Linked DNA regions of Homo sapiens: region 1 is linked to region 2. Evidence: chromatin loops called from intact Hi-C (ENCODE). Cell type or tissue: Calu3. All regions are shown on one strand. Each heading gives the region's core, and the rest is flanking DNA. Links, peaks and the distances in the headings are about the cores only. Region 1 holds the start of LOC105370018 (a long non-coding RNA gene). Region 2 overlaps SUDS3 (SIN3A corepressor complex component SDS3).

Region 1 (8,463 bases), core at 184-8,183, 430 kb after region 2:
ACTCCAGCCCTCAGCCGCTCGGAGCTTGTGTTCTGTGTCTGAACTCCCCCGGGTTGCCCTGGTCTCAGCTGGAGTTCACCCACATAGTATTTAGTTCTTTTTGTTTTACTTTTGACCCTTTGGGGTGGGTGTTCTTTTGTTTGAGCCTGGCTCTCCATTACTTAATTATTTCTAATTAGCATTTTTGTGGCATTGAGGTTGCCTGTGCCCGTCAATGGGTCATGTTCCCAGGAGTCTATGTCTTTCAATCAGCAGTGTGGTTGGATGATTCTACTCACTGGAGTTACATCAGTGAAAGACCAGAAGGCCCTGCCCTCAGGGGTCTTACATTCTAGTATGGGGAGATGAAGTATAAACAATAAATAGATACACATGGAATATATAAGTCAGGTGATGATCTGTGTCATGGAGAAAAATAAAAGAATAAAGGAGGATGGAGGAGGAAGGGAAGGAGGGGCTAGAGGACTGATACTTTACATAGGGCAGCTGGGGAGTCCTCACTTATAAAGTGGTATTTGAGCAGAGACCTGATAGAAAAAGGAGAAGGAATGCTGTGGCTCTCTGGAGGAAGAGCATTCCAGGCAGAGGCAGTCACAGGTACGGAGGCTGTAAGGCAGGAATATGCTTGGCATGTTCCAGGGGCAACAGGGAGGTGGAAGTGGCTGGATTGGAATGAGGGAAGGGGAGTATGGAGGAGAAAGACAGAAGGTAGCTGGGTCAGAAGGTGGCAAGGACAGAAGGTAGCTGGGTCAGATCATGCAGGGACATGTTGGCCATAGGAGGGATTTGGTTTATATCATGAATAAGATTGAGGGGGTCATGAGTAGAGAAGTGATGGGATCTGACTTCAACCCAGCAATTTTGCTACTGGGTATTTATCCAAAGGAAAAGAAATCATTATATAAACAAGACACTTGCACTCATATGTTTATCGCAGCAGTATTCACAATAGCAAAGTCACAGAATCAACCTAAGTGTCTATCAATGGATGCTTGGATAAACAAAATGTGGTACATATACACAATGGAGATACTATGCAACCATAAAAAATAATGAAATCATATCTTTTGCAGCAACATGGATGGAGCTGGAGGCCATTATTCTAAGAGCAATAACTCAGAAACAGAAAATCAAGTACCGCATGTTCTCACTTATAAGTGGAAGCTAAACAGTGAGTACACACAGATACATAGATTGAAAGAATAGACACCGGGGACTCCAAAATGGGGGAGGATGGTGAGGATTTAAAACACTACCTATTGCATATAGTGTTCACTGTTTGAATGATGAGTACACTAAAAACCCAAACCTCACCATTAAACAATATATTTATGTAACAAACCATCACATGTGCCCCCTGAATCTAAAATAAAAATAAAATATTGAGCCCAGGGGCTCAAGACCACCCTGGGAAACCAACATAGAAAGACCCCCCCCATCTCTACAAAAAAATTAAAAAATTAGTCAGGTGTGGTGGCAGGTGTCTGCAAGTCCTAACTTCTCAGGAGGCTGAAGTGGGAGGATTGCTTGAGCCCAGGAGTTTGAGGCTGCAGTGAGCTATGATTATGCCATTGCACTTTAGGCTGGACAACAGAGTGAGACCCAAAATAAATAAATAAAATAAAATAAAAGTCAAAGGGGGAAAATAAATAGAATATAGGGAAGCAAGGGTAGACCAGGAGACTGCTTAGAAGCCTGTTGCATTAACCTGAGTGAGGGGGCACAGTGGCTTCGATCTGGGTAGCAACACCAGATTCTGGGAATATTTTGAAATGTGAGTTGCTGATGGATAAGATGTGGGAGATAATGAAAAGAGAGGCATTGAGGATAACTCCAGGGTTTTTGGCCTAAGCAATTGATTGGATAGAGTTGCCATTTGCTGAGATAAGAAAGACTAGGGAGGGATGGGTTTGGTAAGAGTATCAGGAGTTCAGTATTGGATATGTTAAGTCCATCATGTTACAGGACATACAGATGAAGACGTTGAGTAAGCAATGGATTATGAGACTATGGGGTTCAAGGCAGAGGCCGTGTAGCTCACGGTCTAGTGGGAAATACTGGTAAATAAATGGGCAAATTGTTCCAAAACAATGTGTAAGTGTGACTATAGTGTGAGTGTAATGGGCTAGGGAAACACACAGAAGGGACACGGACTTGTGCTGTTGGGAAATGCCATTGGAACAAGTGATATTTAAGCTGCAACCTTGAAGCCAAATTAGAATAAGGGGACAACATATTTTAGTCCAAGAAAGCAGCCTGTGCAAAGGCCCTGGGTTAAGGGGAAACATGTTGCCATTTTGGAACTAAAGACAGTTGAGTTTCACTCAAAGACAGTGGTCAGGAGGAAGGATGGAGAAAGAAGCATCACATGGTCACGTCTTGGAGGCCACAGTAAGGAGTTTAGATGATTTCATGAGCACACAAGGATATCACTGAAAAGTTTTAAGCAGGGCGCTGATGTGGTCAGATTTAACAGATGCTTCTGCTCTAGAGAGCTTTCCCCAGGAGTGTTTTGAGCCAAGTCCTGTGAGCTTATCTCCCTTGGGCCATCCCAGGCCTGCCTTCTTGTCCATCTCCATTAGCTCCACTCCCAACCTCATCAGGCTTGTCACATCTAAGTAGGTCAGGTTAGGCAGAGATGGTTCCTGGGGACTTTATCTTCCAGTGGTCAGGCCCAGACACAGGGGATAGTAATCTGCATGGACAGCCTGGCTTCCTACACTGAACTGGGGGCACCACAGGGAAAGGCAGCCTTGACTGCTTTCCAGGGCAACTCAAACAGAATAGATTTCTCTTCCTTGTGATCCATGAGTTTCCTAAAAAAGCCTCAGCCTTTGGCAGGTAAGACTGATAAGATCTAAGGCTCGAGTTTGTTGGTTTTGCCCTGGACAGCTCTTTCTCTCTATCACTAGATCATGCTAAACACTGCAGCATGGGGCATTTGAAATGCATGCGTATGTTATTCCTGGAAAGATCCTCAGAAAATCCCCCTGTGGTCTTTGGAAGTAGGATAAATCTGGATGAGGCAGATTAGGAGAAATGAACTCAGCACATAAAGACCTGAGTTCTGTTGATCTGTCATTTACTGTGTGGTCTGGGGCATAGTAATTGTCATATCTAAGCTTTAGTTTCTTCACCTTTTAAAGGAATGGGTTAAATTTGACAACTTAGGTGAAACGTACAAATCCCTCAAAGTATACAACTTAAAATTAACAGAAAAAGAAATAGAAAATCTACATAGCCCTGCATTTAAGATATTGGATTATCCTATTAAAACCTCTCCCTGCCTTTCCTCCCCTACAACTACAGGCACATTTCATCAAATATTTAAGAACAAAATAATGCCAATATCACATAAACTCCTTTATAAAATAAAGGAGAGAATTGTTTTCAACTCATTTCATTAGGCCAACATAACTCCAATAAGAAAGCCTAATGAGGATATTAATTTTTTTTTTTTTTTTGAGATGGAGTCTCTGTCACCCAGGCTGGAGTGCAGTGGCGCGATCTCAGCTCATTGCAAGCTCCGCCTCCCGGGTTCACGCCATTCTCCTGCCTCAGCCTCCAGAGTAGCTGGGACTACAGGTTCCCGCCACCACACCCAGCTAATTTTTTGTGTTTTTAGTAAAGACAGGGTTTCACCGTGTTAGCCAGGATGGTCTCGATCTCCTGACCTCGTAATTCACCTGCCTTAGCCTCCCAAAGTGCTGGGATTACAGGCATGAGCCACTGTGCCCTGCCAAGGATATTAATTTTTTTAAAAAAAGAAACTAATAGACCAAGATCTCTCACAAACACACAAAAAATTTCTTAGCAAAATATTATCAAATAGAATTTAGCAATATATAAAAATGATCAATGAGATTAGAGCAGTGGGTAATTGCCTTTCACTCTCCCATATCAAACCCTTGACAGACATCACTAATCAATTGCTTTGGTTTTTTATTCCAGCTGAATCATTCTCTGCCTAACTCTCCAGGCAGCTACTACCAATCAATTAAAGTTGGCATGTGAGAGGATATCTATTCAACATCATTGAACCAAGTAGACCCTACCAATGTAAGGCTGAGACACTATAATTCTATTATCCTATTATGATTTTGAGTTTATTTTACAGGCAAGCATTTCCTTCAGTGTGGGATGATTTACTCCAGACCAGACATGGAAAGACCAAGAATCAGTTGTTTTGCACAATTTATATGAAGGAAGAAGCCATAAAATATTAAATGCCTATCAGGACCATAACCTTGTCTGTTCTCATTTACAGTTGTATCACCAGCCCCCAAGGATAAAGTCTGACACACAGACATCCAAGACTATGGAATAAATGAGTGAATTCTGAGGGAAGCAGACAAGTGGTTCTATCTTCATAGAGTTGTTACGGTTACTGGCATTGAGTCAAGGAAAACCAGCCACAAATGATGAAACCAGGGATTAGGGTCCAACTCAAAGGCTTCCATGTGAGGTTTGGGCATCTATATCCTGATTATTCTTATATTAATAACTTCAGCCTTGTCTCTCCTCTGAATTGCAGACACATATATCCAGCTGCCTTCTTGATATTTTCACCAGGCTGCCTCAATCACTTCTTAAGCTGGTATTTTATTATAGATTACATTGCCTTCCTACTCCCCTGCCCCTAAACCTGGTCCTTTTCCATTATTTTCTGTCTCACTGAAACTCACAACCATCCATCCATTTATACATCCATTATCCATCAGACTATCTTCTAAATTTCTGAATTTATCCATTCAGAACGTAATTAATTCTCAGATATATTCACTTTTCTCTGTCTTCCCTAGGAGCGCGCTCCTCTGAGCTCCCATCCTCCCTTCTCTGAAAGACTGAAAGTCTGCTGATAGACCTCCCTGCATCTGTTCTATCCTACTCCACGCCATTTTCCACACTGCAGCTTAAGTGATCTGTTTGAAATACAAAGTACGTCATTTCCTCAGTGCTGAAAACCTGTTGGTGGCTTCTCATTGCTCATAGGAGAAACACAAAACTCTCCAGACTGGTCTACAAAGCCCTGGGTGATCTGGTCCCTGCTGTCTTCTTAAGCTGCATCACATACTACTTACCCTTTACTTTCTGTGTGTTTATCCCACGGGACTTTTCAGACCATCTGACACAGCATACTCCTTCCCACTTCTCTGCCCAGAACTCTCTTCCCCTTCCTCTTTATCTAGTTAATTCCTACATATGCTTCAGAATTCTTATCACTTCCTTGAGAAAGACTTTCCTAACCTTCCACCTTCCCCCTTTTCCCCACAGGCTATTATAAAATCTGTTCCATTCTCCCATTTATTTTAATTTATAATGAAACACTCAGTTATGTAATTACTTGATTAATTTATTAATGTCTGTCTCTCCAAGTAGAATATAAACTCCATTTGAACAGGAATCGTGTTTATTTTAGCTCCTATTATATCCCCAGGGCCTAGCACAGTGTCTGGCATTCAACAGACATTCAATAAATCATTGATTAGTAATGAGAAAAATGAATGAATGAATGAATGAATGGAGGAACCCAGTTACTTCTTATGGTAGGTTAGGGTTTCTCAATCTCGCACTGTTGACTTTTGGGGTGAGATAATTCTTTGTTGTGGGGGACTTTCCTGTGCATCGTACAATGTTTAGCAGCATTCTTTGACTCTACCAGAGATGCATCACCCCTGATGCAACAGCAAATAATGCCTCTAGACATTCTCAAATATTTCCTTGGGGACAAAATTGAGAATTGCTGTGATAAGTTACATTCAAGGTATTTGCTTGACATGTTGGGCTCTATAGTTTTTTGTTGTCCTGTGCATTATAGAATGTTTAGCAGCATCTCTGACCTCTACCTACTAGATGCCAGAGCCCTTCTCTAGTTGATAGACTCATCTGTCAATGATAGATTCATCTATCAACTAGTGCTACTTCCTGGTGTCCCTCCCTGGGTAATAAATACACTTCCTGCCCTGCTGATGTCATTACTTGGTAACACAAGTTGCTTTGGCCAATGGAGTTTCCATAGATATTAATTTCATGCCTAGAGAAGGAATTTTAAGAGCTAACAGTGATTCTAATACTGCTGCTCTTCTTCTGACTCATGACTGAGAATGGGACTGTCCTTCATTCAGTTCTGGAATAATGAAGATATGGATATAAGACAGAGCTGAACTCCGACTCAAGGAAAACTTGCAGATGACATGTACACAGGCAACAAATAAATATCTGTGGTTGTAACCCATGGACATTTTGGAGTTGTTTGTGACCACAGCATAACTTAGTGAAAGTGGTCAACAAAGACTCATTATTGGATGGTAATTGATCCAGTTGTATTCGGTTTTTTAAGGACATATGAATGGCAAAAGAATGAGGGGAAAAAGAACCAACTAGGTTCAGACTTCAAGATATTTATTCAGGTTCTTCCTGGGGCTTTTGGAGCTTTGGACCCACCATAATTGTGGAGATAATTTGATCTCATTTCTCACATTTATATGAATCTTTTCAATAATCCCTATTATCAAACCTGAGAGTGCTCCCTTTTTTTGCAACCCCAAAGAGCACATTAAAGCAAGAATGTGAACACTATATGGATAGAGAGAGAATCTGATTTATCCACTGAGGTATCACCAGCATTAGCACACTGTCAACCAGAATAGGTAGTCACTAAATGTTTATTGAGTAATTGAATCCTCATGGAGAGATTCCCATGTGCTCTTTCTCCCTTGTAGTTAGGCTATGGCCGGTGACCCACTAGCATAAGCAACACTTCTGGTCTGAGAAAGTCAAGAGGGGGGTGAGTTCTCCATTCTCTATCTCTTCCACATGCATGGCAGGAAGTGAAGAACTTTGAGATAGCAGAGTATAGATGGAAGCATCTAGGATCCCTGTGAACCATTACAGGGGAACTGTCAAGGATAGCTGATGGCACCTATTTGCATTCTCATGAGTGAGAAATAAACTTTTGTTGTCCTAACCTAGTGGTTCTCAACTGGGAATGATTTTGCCCCCCTTCCCCACCAGGGTGCATTTGGCAATGTCTGAAGACATTTTGGTTGTCATGACTAGGGAGATGCTATTGACATCTAGTGGGTAGAGGCAGAAATGCTGCTAAAAATCCTACAATGCACAGGATAACACAGGGCTGTCTAGCCCCAAAATGTCAATAACACTGAAGTTGAGAAACCCTCTGCTAAAGCACAGAAATTTGGGGGGTTTACTGGTACTGCAGCATAGCAGACCCTTTCCTCACTAAAATGATGAATAATTGAAATATATTACACATCTTACTTCTCTGACTAACAGGATATCTGTATTTTCTCCATAGAGCTAGAACCTTCACAAAGGCAATAAAGAAATTATAAATGAATTGAATAAACCAGCTGACTCCATGAGGAGCCAATGCATTTTCTAAGTGAAAACAGGTAAGTACAAGAAACTGTAAAGCCCAAATGGTGAGAATTAATGCCATGTAACTGTTAAGAGTAGAGGTTGTCATATTATGGCTCATAGGCCAAATCAGGTCCTGCCCCCCCACATCTGTTTGTATAAATAAAGTTTTATTGGAACACAGCCCTGCACATAGTCTGTGGCTGCTCTTGCACTAAAAGAACAGAGGTGAGTAGTTTCAAAAGAGACAATATGGCCTGCAAAGCCTAAAATACTTATTGTCTCACCCTTTAAGGAAAGTTTGCCAACTCCTGTTAAGAGCATAGGTTTGAGTCCCACCTCCAACACTGACTAGTTTTGTAACCATGAGAAAGTCATGTCACCTCTCTGAGCTTTAATTTTCTCATCAGTCAAATGAAGAGAGTAATAGGACCTCCCTCATATGATTGTTTAAGGACTTCATAAGTTCAAATACTTTGCCTGGCACATAAAATATGCTTAATAAATGATAGATACTATTAATAAGTTAGTACAATAAATGACATATAATAATAATAATAAAACAAAGCCACCATGTTTGCCTCAGGTGGAAGTAGATACTTCCCAGAGGCCTGGCAGTATGTTTTCTTCCTCCATCACAGACACTCCAGCAGCCTGTAAGGAAACGTGTTTATCTTGAATGCACCTGGCAGAGACGACATGGATGGGGCTGAGCTGGTGGAAAGACCCCATTTCTCAAACCCAGCTTTCTACGTGAAATTATTCAAAAGGAAACCTTATCAAGCAGCCTTCCAGCCCAGTGTCATCCATCTTCCAGAGGTAATTCAATAGCCCTTGGTAGCAGATGATTTATGGGGTGGGTGGCCGCAGGGAGGTTACTCTTTGTATTACAGGCTGTTTTTTTTAATCAATGGCCAGCAACCCACTGGCTGGGGCCAGAAGCAACAGGCTCTTTGTTTAATCCTGTTAACCTAGGCTTCGGCTGCAGCCAGCCCCAGGCCAGCAGAGGGATGCTGGCCAGTTGGACAGAGAAGAGACTTTGATCGTTCCGAGTTGAGTCTAGCTGTTAAAATAGGACTGCTT
Region 2 (8,463 bases), core at 138-8,137:
TTGTCCACAGGTCAGGGGTTGCTCATTTTATCATGGTAGTCCTCATTTGCTACTGCTTTTGGTGGGAGAGATGTATAGAGTTGTGATTTGGAAAGGTGCTTTGCATGCAAAGTTCAGCCTGGTTTTAATGCTAACATCAAGATTCAGGGGCATCTGAAAACTTGATGTGCCTTAATTTTTTCACCTGTAATTTTCCACCTTCCAACTGTAAAATGAAGGCAGTAATATCTACCTTTATGTACCTCTGTTATCTATGTCCATAATGTAGTGGATTGCAACCTGTTTTTAAATTAAAGCAAATGAGATTTCAGTCAGACATAAAGCAGCCCTTTAATCATAAAAATGGTAACGGAAACAGGAAAGATGGAGAAGCGTTGTTTCTGTTCCTTTCGAGGAGATGGTGAATAGCTCTCTGCCCAAAATGGCTTAGTCATTTGTGTACCATCAGGAAAGGGCATAACTTCAGGTTGCTTCTCCTTCACAACAGGAGTTAAGTTGCTGAGGGAAGATTGGCCTTACCTTGGGTGAGTGTGTGTGGAAGTCTTTAGATCTTTGGAACAAAAGCGCTTTATACATTCATGATGAAATTCTTATTTTACTGTTTCCTTTGCTGTGTTATTGTAGATGCCTAATGAAGCTCATTCCACCTTCTCATCCTAGCAGTGGGGGATGTGAATTCTTTTATGTATTGAAGTACCATGACATTTAGTAGGAGAATCATAAATTTCTAAGAAGCAAACTGTTACTGTAGAAACATCATTTAACAAAATCATACTTTGTAAATTCTAAAATACTGGTACCATTGTGTTGATTACTCTTTGCCTGGAAACTGTACTTTTCACATACAGTCCTTTAACTCTCAACACCCCAGCTAAACTATTTGTTAACAGATGAACAGATCATGGAGGATCTGAGAACATTAAATAAGGTACGGTTTGACTTTTTTGATTTATTTGAAAACTCAGGCTTTTGTGGTTTTCTGATTTTGTTTGTTAACATGTTACTTGTTAATCATTATGATACCTTTGACACCTGAAGTTGCACCTGAAATGATTTTCTCTAAGATTTTTTGTTGTTGTTCTTCCTACAGCTTAAGTCACCCAAGAGACCAGGTGAGTGCATGATGTGTTGGCATTTGTGCAACCTTTTTATCATGTTGTTGGAAAAGGGTGTGAATACCTGTCAGGAAATGGTTGCAATTTTCAAAAATGAAATGTTCATCATTTGCCTAAGAGTAGTCATCATGAAAACTGAAGGGGACCTTAACTATACCCCTCCCTGATTTCTTTTTTTTTCATAACCCCTGCTTTGTTGTTTTTATTTTTTTCTTAGGATTTATCATAAAAGAGACATTTGATTGATTGATTGATTTCCTTCTGTGTAGGCATCAGGCATAAGATTTAAGTACACATCCATTTTTGAAAATGAAACCAGAAGGATTTTTAAGTATTACTGGCTTTCTAAAGCCAAGTCCTAGGCAGTTCTGCTCCCGTGGCTTTTCGTGGCCTGACTCTGGTAAGGCATTCCAAGGCTGCTCTGACTCGCAGTTCATAGAAGAGACCAACCAGCTCAGTATTCATAGTTGTTCCTTCCGGAACAGCACTTGAGATCATCAGTGCTAGCTGCCAACTAGAATTCTGAATTGGTGACATCTTTTTTTTGTTTAAAGCACCATGATTACTCGATTACTCGATTACTCACACATCCCTCTACTTACTGAGTCTTGTGGAAGAAAACAAGAGTCTTCTTTTTCTAGGTAATATCTTCCTGGGGGCCACTGCGGTCCACAGACATCCTGACCTTCTGAGGCACGATGGGGAGGGGTGAGGGAGTTGTGTGAGTGTAAAGTTAGTAGTTCTTTAAGTGATTCCTTTTTTTTTTTTTTGGATTATGGAGTCTTGCTCTGTCGCCAGGCTGGAGTGCAGTGGCGTGAACTCGGCTCAGTGCAACCTCCGACTCCCAGGTTCAAGTGATTCTCCTGTCTCAGCTTCCCAAGTAGCTAGGACAACAGGCATGTGCCACCACACCCAGCTAACTTTTGTATTTTTACTAGAGATGGGGTTTCACCATGTTGGCCAGGATGGTCTCATCTGTTGACCTCGTGATTCACCTGCCTCAGCCTCCCAAAATGCTGGAATCACAGGTGTGCGCCACCGCACCCTGCTGAAAACGATTGCATTTTTAAGAGATTTTCATAATACTTGCCCTTTGATCACCAGGGCTTTAGTCCTACTCTAAGTGACCTTATGTATTTGCACATTTGACCTTAATCTTCCTGAAACCCAGGTGTCTCTTCCATTTGAGAGGCTAATCTGCCTTGCCTACTTCCCAGGGTTGCTTTGATGATCAAGTTTAGATGGAATATACAAGAGTTTTGCTGAAATCCCATGCATTATCACTGTAAGGGCTCAGTGATGATTATTACCACATTCTGATAGTGTTTCAATTAAAGCATGTTAACTGGTAGACTCGCATGTGTTTGTTACATTCTTAGTCACGTAAGTATTGGTTTCCTCCAGCATCTCCATCCTCTCCTGAGCACTTGCCTGCAACACCCGCGGAATCTCCAGCCCAGAGGTTCGAAGCTCGGATAGAAGATGGCAAACTGTACTATGACAAAAGATGGTATGTTATGGGAAAACCTGGACTAGTAAGAGTCTCATATGAACCACTTGGAAAGAGGGCTGGGGCTATTGTAGTTATTTCAGATCACGGCTGCTGCTAAACTTACATAGTACTAAAAGTAGAAACCCATTAAAAAATGTATTAGCAGTCATTTAATCAATACTTCCGGTGGATCTTTGAAAGCAGCGTTTCCCAAAACCATGTTCTGCTCCCCTTCCTTCTCCATTCTGGTGTCTCTGTACTAGAATTTGCAGGCTGGTATCTTGTGTGGTACCCCTGCCAACTGGGGCTGGGGTGTATGTCCCCCCTCTGACCCCTCTTACCTCTGCTCCTGTGTGCTAAGGTTAATAGGTGCTCTTCGGATTAAAGGATTTTGTGGTCAAATCAGTTTGGGGGATGATCATGTTAATTAAGATAAGTGGGTTGCTCCCTTGTAGTACCCTTTGGGTCCTGCGATATGCTAATGTACACTGTGAATTTCTAAGATGTTATTAGATGTTTTTTGATGACACATACCCTTTTTTCTTACATGATCCAGCTGCAAAAGTGGTCAAGGACACTTGCTTGGGGGAACTGTATCCTAAAACATTCCTAGTTTGTTTTTTGTTTTTTGAGACGGAGTCTTGCTCTGTCGCCAGGCTGGAGTGCAGTGGCGTAATCTCGGCTCACTGCAACCTCCGCCTTCCAGGTTCAAGCGATTCTCCTGCCTCAGCCTCCCGAGTAGCTGGGATTGCAGGCACCCGCCACCATGCCCAGCTAGTTTTTGTATTTTTAGTAGACACGAGGTTTCGCCATGTTGGCCAGGTTGGTCTCGAACTCCTGACCTCACATGATATTACTGCCTTGGCCTCCCAAAGTGCTGGGATTACAGGCATGAGCCACTGTGTCCTGCATTCCTGGTTTACATTGAAGACTCTTTGAAACGTTCAGACCGCCTAGCATTTTTCATTGGAAAGGTAATGGCAAAACAGTATGAAAGAACCTTAAAAGCTCATACTTTTGTTCATTCAACAAACATTTCTTCTGTTCTGTATTACGCTTTCTGCTAGATATGAAATGGATACTGCCATCATTTCTCAGGTCTTTTCATTCTGATATATTTCTTTTTATTCTTTATCCATATGCAGGCATAGTCTATTCATTCTAAGGCATAGTGGACATACGGTTTGCTTTGCCTTTCTGTTTGGTTATATTGAGAATGTTTTTCTGGGTTACTGTAAGGTGTCTCATTATCATTTATAATGGCTATATAATGACCCTTTGAGTTTCAGTATCTAACCAAAAGTTCCAAAATTGGGGTAATGATTATTTATTTTGAATTCTTAAAAAAACCCAGCATTGTGTTAGGTTGGTTACCCGATAACATTGTACTTGTCAAAAATGCTTAGGGTTCTAGTCATGGCCGAAGTAAATCATTTCCACCTATTAAGTTGCAGTGAGTTAATTGCCCAGTAGATGCTGGAGGCTGGCTTTATCTCTAAGGCTGATCTTGATGACTTCTTCCCCTCTGAGTTGGTGTTCTTTGGCATTCTTCAGAAAGGTCGGTTTGTGTTATATCTTAACATTATGTCTCAGAACACATCGCCACTAGGTGGCAGGCTCTAACAGCTTAACACTGAGAAGGGCAAAATGAGATGAAAAATGTTTCTAATAATGAAAACCAAATAACCTTTAAAGATCAAGCCCACACATAAGAACCATCTTTGAAAATGATGAGATTTATCACTAACATTTTTACAAATCTATGAGTCTTAAAGCCATGTGATATTTCCAGTGATGTTCATTTTGTAATTGTGTTGCTTTGAATCTTCCTCTTTCTAAGCTTAATCCTCAGACTTTACGAGACATGTCTTGAGGGTGAAAATGCAGTAAAATAAAATTCTTGTTTTTTTAAAGAAGAGATCCACAATGTCTGGTGTTTCCTAATGTAAACAAAATGATCAGATTTGATGTGTTAGAACTCCTAAGCATTTTGAAGGAATTTTCACCATCTTTCTTACATTAACAGCAGAAATTTAGAAAATAATGTCACTGGATGCATTTTACTTTTTCAGTGAAATTGAAATTGCTTATTCTCTTGTTAAATATACTTTGAGAATGTTGTTTTTTTTCTCTATTCTGTATACTTTTCATTTTTGGCCTTGGCAGTCAGAGATCATAATGCAGTTGTTGAAGGTGGGTCTCCCTCTTCCCCAATGACAATTGAAAAGTGTTCCTGGGAATACTGGCTGAGGTGTTCACTGGTGCAGTGCCAGCCTCTCCCATCTCACCAGGCTCATGTTTGGCTTTTGTATCAGTTTGGAGGTTTTGTTTTTCTTTCTTTGGCAGACGTGGCCTGTGGCTGAGAGGTCAGCTACATTGCTTTATGCTCTTTCCAGAGGGTATGGAGTATTTTGGTGCAGCCGTATTTTTGGCAGAAGATGTCTTCCTGAGTTTTAAATGACTTCAGCAAAACAAATGGGATTCAGGCATCGCATCTTGGTGTGAATACTTGCCAAGCTCCCTTTCATTTTGAAAGATAAGGATCTTCCCTTTGCCTTGGTCTTATACTGCTTTTAAGGCATTCTATATCATGCTATGTAAATTTGCCTCACATTTTGATTTGGACTAATGATCTCTCAAAAAATACTGTGAAAAAGTAGCTGATATTTGAAAATAACTAATTGATGGTACGGGTGGACTTCTGTTTTTCTCTCCTTGTTTTAAATCTGGGGCTGCCTGTGAGTCAGAAACGAAGCCACCCACTTGCTCAAGAGCATTTTCCCCTTCAGCCTTCGGTCGACACAAAAGACTTAAAACAGTGAATATTTACCAGTAGAATTGGGACTCCTTGAGGTTCTGTAGCTATAACGTGGACTCACTTATTGGGGAAATAAAGTGTTAATACCAGGATTCTCAGTAGGATACAAAATTAAATTAATTTTCCTACCTCCTCGCCCCACTTTTGTGTCCACCTTCTTAAGAAATTGCTTTTCGAAAATAGTACAGTAGTGGTAATTTCTAGTTTTGTTCGGTTTAATAGTAGAGGTTCAAAGCTTTAAGAACTTAATTGTAGAGATTCCCAGGTCAGAATTTCCATTAGTTACAAAGTAATAGAGTCAGTTTGACATTTGGGGCTTAGTCTTTGAGGCTATTTAAATATCTTTTTTCAGCAGCTGAGTTGCAGCTTGTAAAACAGGTTAATTGGCCTAAAAAAAAAACGCACATTTTTACTACCCTGTTGATGTTGCTTCGTAGCACATTTTATATCTAAACATATTTTTAAATTTCTTCCCCCCCCTTTGATTTTTCTTTAGAAATTAAAAAGTAAATTCTTATGTTAAGGTTGTCACATACTTCTTGGTTTCATCTTTAACCGCCCCCGCCCCCCCATATGAACACTTCATTTTTTATTTTTTTGAGACAGGGTCTCACTGTCCCCCAGGCTGGCATGCAGTGGTGTGATCATAGCTCACTGGAGCCTTGATCCCCCTGGCTCAAGCGATCTTCCCACTTTGGCCTCCCGAGTAGCTGGGACTACAGTCCTCCATTACCATGCCTGGCTAATGTTTTTTTGATTTTTAGTAGAGATGAGGTCTTGCTATGTTGCCCAGGCTGTCCTCAAACTCCTGAGCTGAAGTGATCCTCCTGCCTCAGCCTCCCAAAGTGCTGGGATTACAGGTATGAGCCCTGAACACTTTAATATCTAAGGACTTATCTTTTCAGAGAATTCAAATAATTTAATAGATTTGGTATCTAGGGATAATGGTTCCCCCAAGACATCGTGTAGTGCATGAGGATCCCTTGAAGGTCTCAGAGACTGCGGTTCAGGAGGGACCTGGTGATCAGTTGGTTTGGAAGTTGGCTGCTTTGGGAAGCATGTTGGCCACCTCTACTTTGGAGCAAATAGGGACCAATGGTGGACATTCAGGCCACCACCATTCAGTGATTCCAAAGGAGGCGGATCTGGGAGGTGGCCACATTCCCAAGTTCCAGACCACTTCCCAGAGGTAATAGACCAGCTTGCATTGTTTACTCTGGGTGTTCGCTTTTAAGTCAGTTGAATTTCTTGGGTTTGGGTTCTAAGTACCACTGAAGGAAAATACAATGCATCTCATGAGAATTGTTGGAATAGCCTTCCAGAGTCAGCTGTTTTCTTTAAAAGACCTTTGTGAGGATATGATACATGGATACACATGTAACATGTATATGTGTTATTTTTGGTTTTTTTTTTTTTTTTGAGACAGAGTCTCGCTCTGTCGCCCAGGCTGGAGTGCAGTGGCGCAATCTTGGCTCACTGCAGACTCCGCCTCCCAGGTTCAAGCGATTCTCCTACCTCAGCCTCCTGAGTAGCTGGGACTACAGGCACACGCCAATATGCCTGGCTAATTTTTTGTATTTTATTTATTTATTTATATTTTTTGAGACAGAGTCTCGCACTGTCACCCAGGCTGGAGTGCAGTGGCGCCATCTCAGCTCACTGCAACCTCCGCCTCCCGAGTTCAAGCTGTTCTCTCCCTCAGCCTCCCAAGTAGCTGGGACTACAGGCACCCGCCACCACGCCCAGCTAATTTTTGTATTTTTAGTACAGACGGGGTTTCACCATGTTCGCCAGGATGGCCTCTATCTCCTGACCTCGTGATATACCCGCCTCGGCCTCCCAAAGTGCTGGGATTACAGGCGTAAGCCACTACGCCTGGCCAATTTTTTGTATTTTAGTAGAGACGGGGTTTCACCTTGTTGCCCAGGCTGGTCTCGAACCCCTGAGCTCAGGCAATCCACCCACCTTGGCCTCCCAAAGTGCTAGGATTACAAGCATGAGCCACCATACCTGGCCAGTTTTTTTTTTTTTTTTGAGACAGAGTCTCGTTCTTCCAGCCAGGCTGGAGTGCAGTGGCATGATCTCAGCCCACTGCAGTCCCTGCCTCCTGGGTTCAAGCAATTCTTGTGCTTCAGCCTCCCGAGTACCTGGGATTACAAGCGCACACCACCATGCTGGCTAATTTTTGTAATTTTAGTAGAGATGGGGGTTTCACCATGTTGGTCGGGCTGGTCTTGAACTCCTGACCTCAAGTGATCCACCCACCTCGGCCTCCCGCAGTGCTGGGATTACAGGCGTGAGCCACTGCACCCAGCTGTAACATGTGTATGTTTTATCATAAACACAGGAACATAGTTGACATAGTTTTTTTTGGTTTTTTTTTTTTTACCTACCAGTATATGGAGCATGTTTCCACACTCGTAATATTCTACACCACATCCATGACCTTTCTTTATTAAAGTGTTTAGAAAGTTGTATCAGAATGACTTGAGGGTAGTTGCATTTTGTTTTGTGTCTTTATCTCTTTAATAACTTACAGTCCCTTTAGAACAACTGTGAGTATTCTCCCTCTGTATTTTTATTTTAACCATTACTCAAGACATGACTGTTTACATAGGAGAGCTGGCTCAGATGTGAGAGAGAAACAAGGGGAAGTGTTAGTGTTAGTATGAACTTAGCCTTTTCTTATGCATTGTACAGTTCGGCCCTTGTGATAATACATATTTAGCATAATGAAGGTCCCCTGCCAGTTTACCAACTAATAAAGGGCCAAAAGCAACTTTAAAACTTGCATTTAAACCATTCTCGCTGTTCTAATTGAATTTAAAATTCTTTTTTTTTTTTTTTTAAGATAGAGTCTCGCTCTGTTGCTCAGGCTGGAGTGCAGTGGCATGATCTTGGCTTGCTGCAAGCTCCGCCTCCGGGGTCAAGCAATTCTCCTGCCTCAGCCTCCCGAGTAGCTGGGATTACAGGAGCCTGCCACCACTCCCGGCTAATTTTTGTGTTTTTAGTAGAGATGGGGTTTCACCATGTTGGCC

The links. A loop is a pair of places that touch in the nucleus more often than their neighbours do. Peaks named below come from ENCODE experiments on the same cell type or tissue, not always from the same donor. Only the 100,000 strongest peaks of a DNase experiment are listed, where the experiment ranks them.
Region 1: a loop joins it to region 2, with 14 times the contacts of the local background. A loop is called at or near these places in 6 of 110 quality-filtered maps.

Annotation. Positions count from the first base shown.
Region 1 is chr12:118,833,532-118,841,994 of GRCh38, forward strand. LOC107984472 (a long non-coding RNA gene) reads left to right here. Exons shown (of 3, transcript XR_001749170.1): 3 at 1,074-1,108. LOC105370018 (a long non-coding RNA gene) reads left to right here and starts at 3,958. Exons shown (of 8, transcript XR_945422.3): 1 at 3,958-4,059; 2 at 4,268-4,465; 3 at 7,319-7,415; 4 at 8,022-8,199. LINC02439 (long intergenic non-protein coding RNA 2439) reads right to left here and starts at 5. Exons shown (of 3, transcript NR_134997.1): 1 at 1-5. In Calu3, for the core only: no CTCF peak of the experiment used is centred there; no DNase peak of the experiment used is centred there.
Region 2 is chr12:118,400,893-118,409,355 of GRCh38, forward strand. SUDS3 (SIN3A corepressor complex component SDS3) reads left to right here. Exons shown (of 12, transcript NM_022491.3): 8 at 867-928; 9 at 1,091-1,112; 10 at 2,520-2,625. Among named protein-coding and RNA genes, the nearest start is that of SUDS3, 29 kb to the left of the region's middle. RefSeq lists an enhancer at 4,106-4,155. In Calu3, for the core only: CTCF peaks have their summits at 4,191 (motif pointing right) and 4,403; a DNase peak (open chromatin) is centred at 4,209.